Regions from separate parts of the Homo sapiens genome. Here region 1 is linked to region 2. A link is a contact called in ENCODE Hi-C or POLR2A ChIA-PET data. All regions are on one chromosome and are shown on one strand. The core of a region is the stretch at or near the end of the contact, and the rest is flanking DNA. Distances in the headings are between cores, read along the strand shown.

Region 1 (2,700 bases), core at 134-2,633, 50 kb after region 2:
CACCATCTTAAACATGGTTTCCACAAGAAAAGCCTTCCAACAATTAACGTCCTGTCCAGTTCAGATGGGCAGCATTTTTACCGATTAAATCACACTTTTACAACTGCAAACACAAATATGACACCTGTCCATCTCTTCAATGGCCAATGAGACAAGGGAAGCTACAGGCACTCACCTGGATTCACCCACGCCTTCGCTGGCCTGATCTTGACTTGCTGACTGCCACCGCGACGGAATTCAAACTCCTGTCCTCCTAATTGTGCTAGATAGCAATATGTCATTCAGAGTAAAAATGCTGGAAGATTCTTACATTCAAGACTCCTTCAGGACCAAGCATCGAATCTAGGATTCAAGGCTGCAACCTGGCCTAACCCAGCTTAGCACAGAAACCCACTTCACTAGTCGTTTTTGAACAGGCTCCCTCGCAGCATCCGTAGATCATTCTTCAAAGAGTAAGAGGAGTAAAATGCGGTTCTGGCACTTAGCACCCAAGAAGTCTTGGGCAAGTTACTTAACCTCTCATTGACGTTTCATCCTGTAATGTAGGGATAACAGAGTCCACCCGGTGGTTGTGAGAATTAAATGGACTGGCACACACAGAATGCCGGGCCCAGTGCCCGGCTGTGACACTCAGTGTCGTGGTTATTACTAGACTGGTGCTCACCACCAGTGTCATTACCACTGACAGCATGAGGACAAAGCCGGCCTGTCTGACGTAAGCTGTTTCCACCCCACACCTCCAGGTCCCGGCCCCTGCACACTCTGAGAATTACATCACAGCACGGTAAGCGTCACTGCGTGCTGCTCCACAACGTGGGACGGCCCTGAGTCACGGTCCCCCGAGTTCCCATCCACAGCCTTTCCAGGCTAGACTTGTTCAGTCAGTAACGCATCAACGTGGTAAACATCATACAAATAACTAAAGAAAAGCTGAATCTCTGTTGTTTTTAGTAAGAAAATGGAACTTCCTTAGGATTTCGACTAGATCCTATTTTCACCTTAACATCTTCCTGCTTCAAAGAAGGACCCTTCCCCTGGTAGAAATTGTTACCACGCCCTGCTTGACTCAGAATCACACACACACAAGATTTTTATCCCAGAACACAGCAACAACACACTGTGGTAACATCATTTCTGCCAAGACACAACTTCCAGTCTCCCTGTGGCTGGGAAACGAGCTTCTTTTCTCTTAAGCTTTCCTAGGAGGAGAACATAAAGAGCCAAGAGGACAGCAGCTGCTGCCACTTCAGGGAGGAGCCAGCAACACAAAAGCCCTTTCACCAGCACATTTTTTAACTCTCTGCCGGGCCTCCCACCCGTCTCTAATCAAGTTCCTGCTGCCAGGAATTCTAGCCCCAGCTCCCACAGGGCATCAGGTCCCACCACAGCAGGCCAGGCTTCCAGCAGCCACCCAGCTCTCAGCCACTTGCAGACCCTTTAGTCAGGATCCGGGGCCCGTCAGCCTCCTCCACATTCCTTCTCCTGTCACAGGAGGACGTGCAGCAGGAGCAGGGATCCCAGGATGTAAGTAAAATATCCTACTTTATATGAGGAAAAGGGTTTCTAACTTGAATGAATAATAAATAGCTGAAACATTCAGAGTTCTGCAGAACCAGACAGAAGCTCCAGAAACATTTTCCCTGACTGAGGTCAACAATCAGGTTAGCCTGGGCCGGAATTCCGTTCCGTTCCCACTGTAGAAACGCACTCACCTGTGTGCACCTAAGCCGGGCGGCCAGGAGCCGACCCCACACAGGTGACACAGGGATGAGGCCAGGAGCCGACCCCCACACAGGTGACACAGACATGAGGCCAGGAGCCGACCCCCACACAGGTGACACAGGGATGAGGCCAGGAGCCGACCTCCACACAGGTGACACAGACATGAGGCCAGGAGCCGGCCTCCACACAGGTGACACAGGGATGGTGCTCCAACACTCTCCATCGTGTGAATGCAGCCATTTTCTCTTAAGAAAAATGTCCTCATTTCCCTTCCTGTATTTCATGAATGCTGACTTAAGTTGTGACAACGGCTGTACTTCCATATTAATTCATTCCCAGTCTTTTCATCAAAACGTAAATTTCAATCCTGAAACCAGGATTGGGATGCTAAAAGTAACACAGCAGTAATATGTTTAGAGATCTGCTCTTATCTTAATGAAAAACACGGGCTCCCCAAATAAGTAGAGTCAGAAGGGGAAACACTCGTCCTGGGCTGCTTTGTATACTAACATTAACAGCCAAAAAGAGAACCAAACTACTCTAGACTGAAGGTCAAACACATTCCAGGGCGTCCTGTACGCAATACACACATCAGGGAACAGACCTCAACCCAACACTGCTTCAACACCAACTTCTATTCACAATTTCTACAAAATCTTCTGGCCAGGCATTTTTCTAGACATTCCCTTAGTTTTAAAAATGAACAAAAAGCTGCAGCATTTCATTGGTGCTCAAGTAATAATTAACTTGCTAAGTACACATCAGCTAAGAACACTACACCAAATTTATTCCACACACCCACAAGAGGGATGCTCCAGATTTTATTCTGCTTAAATTACAGGAAAACCTGTTGAAGCTTACAACAAAGCAACAGAGAATGGATCTGAAGTAGAAGAGGGGGTTGGATGCTGAGACGCATGGCAGGCAGACCGAACCCTGAATGTGGGATTACACATGCTTCAAAGATCTTTACTCCGC
Region 2 (2,734 bases), core at 175-2,674:
AAAGTTCCAACTCTAAAGCTGTTTCAACTAAGGACCAAGACAGAACAGACTCTTTGATTCTGAGTAAAGCAAAATAGCCTCTCTGTCCTCAAGAGTTCACTTCACCAGCAACATGGGCCTCAGGGTACAATAAGTTAATCAAAATTTTTTTTACAAAACTAATTTGCCTAATGTTATCATTAGTCAGAAAAACTTACCTGTGCTCACCCTGTGTTTACCCAAACTGTCCTTTCGATTTTAACCGTACCTCTTGCTTCTCTTATACAGCAGCTAAGAAAGAACAGTAAAAAGGCCTAATACCAGGAAAAATGAACATAAATTACATAAATAGGGAAGATATGAGAGGTCAGAGATTTAAGTAAAAGTGCTTTAGAACTTTACAGGACATGTGTTACAAATCTTGGGCTCCTAAAAATTGTTTTAAATGTCCATGGTTCAGTGTTGAAAGAGAGCTTGCTCTGAGTTAGGTAAGCTACCAAAGAACTACAGGGACCAACCAGATGCATGGAAAACAGAGAGGGCAACACCACTGGTCCAGGGTCAACCAACTGCACGGAAAAGAGAGGGCAACACAATTGGTCATTATTTTGATTTTTACAATGAAGTATTAAATAATTAAATAATTTATTTACTATTATTAAATAATTTATTTATTATTAATAATTGATAAATTATTTGATGCTTCATTATTATTCATAAATTAATAATTAACAAATAATTACTAAATTTATTTATTAATAATAAATTTATTAATAATAAATTAATAAAGCACCATGAGCTACAGAAATAACAGACTGTAACTGTGGAACTCCAGATAGCACCTGACTGTCCCTTTGTAAACATGTCATCCATGGAACATTCTAGTCTACGGATCTGTACCCAACCAGCTTAAATAAAATGAAACGGCCCCAGAACAAAGCTGTGTATGTGACTTAGAGATCATGGCACAGTCCTGAGAGCTGTACAATGGGTGGACAGAAGGCGCAAGTGAGCGGGAGTGACAGAAACTACATCAAGGGCAGCATTTGTCTGTGTGAACTGCTATGCCTCCTCTTCCAATGGGTGAAAGGGAAAATCCTTCAAATGTGGCTGCTTTTAAAAATCTTTCATGAGTATCACGCCTGGTTCTGTGGTGGATACAATAATGAATGAAGGTGGTCCTGGCCCATAAGGACCTGAGCCAACACTGGATCCCCCCGAAACACACACCAGAGCCAACACTGAACATGCAGAGCCGACAAGCCGACTAGTCCACCGGCAGGGAGGCGTCACGTCCTCCGCTTCTGCAAAACACAGATTGCCTTGCTGGCCACGAGCAAACACGCAGCTTCTCCTTCACTTTATCACTCAGCACCCAGCCCCTCAGAGCTCTGGACTGTGAGCTCGGAGATCTCCGCAGCACCGCACCGTCTTTACTCAGGTGGTGTCCTAAGACCACACGTCACTACAGCCGGCTGCGCGCTCTTTCGGCAGCTGTGGCCGTCTCAGCAGCTATTGTTTGTCCCTGAAGTACTGGTGCCGGCAGGATTAGGCGTGGAGCCAAAAATGGAATTCTATTCATAGACTGGCGAGGCTGGAAAGCAGCTCAGAACTCATTTAGTTCAAACTTTCAGAGTTCCAAAGAAAACACTAATAAAATGGATCAAACGACTAGTCTAAAGTCACATGGGGAGTCATACAGGGACCCCATACCCTAGTCTTCAGACGTCTCTTCTGCTTTCAATTCTACCTTACTAGCTGTTTCTTGTTGAAAATTGATGGCATTAAAACATAAGATCGACAGCAAAACTCAATTTACAGGGAATTGCCTTCAGTGATCCTATAAATGTCAGATATAGCAGGGTCAGAAGAAGAGGATAGGGTACACAACCCATTTTATAAGGTTAACATCATGTTGACATAAAAAGACTAATCTCAGGCACCCAAATGCAAAATCTTAACTATAATTTTAGCAAATAATATTCAGCAGCTATAGAAAAACCAAATGCTGACAGAATTTATCACAAAGATTCAAGTTAACCAATTTGCGGAGGAAAAAGTTTGTCATCATCAACATCGGCAGAAATGTACTGAATAACATTTGACTTCTTGCAAACTTTAGGGATGATATACTTCACTTATTTTATAAAATAATAATGAGCATGAGAAAGAGATAGGAAAAAAATCTACAGATTCCTCCTTAAAATATCTGCGTATCTTGGTAAAAAGACTGCAAATAGGTAATTTTTTTTTAAATGAATTCCTGCCATTGAAATGCGACTGGCCCGTCCTTTCCTTCCTTTGCAGCTATCAAATGTTACCGGAAACCCCTGGAAGTTGTTTGCAGCTTTAGCTATTTCCTATTGCAGTTTGTTCAGTATTCGTTCCAGCCACAATAAAATGCCATTTACTCTGGTTCAGAAAAAAATAGTTGTAAAGTGTTACTGGACTAACACATGATGAGCACCCAGTATACCTACCAGCTATTCTACCATTTTGTAACTTTACTGCGTGCTTTAGGGATTACCACACATAAACTATACATCGCTGCCCAGTCTGCAATCACAAATCACATTTCCTATAGTAAACATAAAATAATTCTATACTAAATACAGGATTTTACATGTAAAGAAGCGAATAAAAAACAGAACACTGTATAACGCCGTCCTCTAAAAAGCATATGAAATGGAAACTGAGTAATTTGAGTATAACATGTCGACACAGAATAAGAGAATAAACAAAATGGGGGAGATGA

What was found. Hi-C counts contacts between places; a loop is a spot of excess contacts on that map. ChIA-PET counts read pairs that join two places held with the same protein, here RNA polymerase II (POLR2A). Pooled maps may share reads with other maps.
Region 1: a loop to region 2 is called in a map of mucosa of descending colon, with 2.2 times the contacts of the local background. The contact joins two enhancer-like sites. A Hi-C loop is called at or near these places in 4 of 168 maps with a recorded cell type or tissue (G401, mucosa of descending colon, pancreas and 1 more), 1 of 37 single-sample maps with no recorded cell type and 2 of 50 pooled maps. POLR2A ChIA-PET finds 5 or more read pairs at or near these places in 4 of 52 experiments (H1, HCT116, MCF 10A and 1 more).

What each region holds. Positions count from the first base shown.
Region 1 is chr4:186,700,213-186,702,912 of GRCh38, forward strand. All of the region lies in intron 2 of FAT1 (FAT atypical cadherin 1), which reads right to left. Among named protein-coding and RNA genes, the nearest start is that of FAT1, 22 kb to the right of the region's middle. Within about 2 kb of position 1,384, at least 16 of the 41 ENCODE cell types and tissues checked have a DNase peak (open chromatin) inside an H3K27ac peak, as active enhancers do; they include pancreas, where a contact is called at or near this core.
Region 2 is chr4:186,650,412-186,653,145 of GRCh38, forward strand. All of the region lies in intron 3 of FAT1 (FAT atypical cadherin 1), which reads right to left. Among named protein-coding and RNA genes, the nearest start is that of FAT1, 72 kb to the right of the region's middle. Within about 2 kb of position 1,425, at least 11 of the 41 ENCODE cell types and tissues checked have a DNase peak (open chromatin) inside an H3K27ac peak, as active enhancers do; they include pancreas, where a contact is called at or near this core.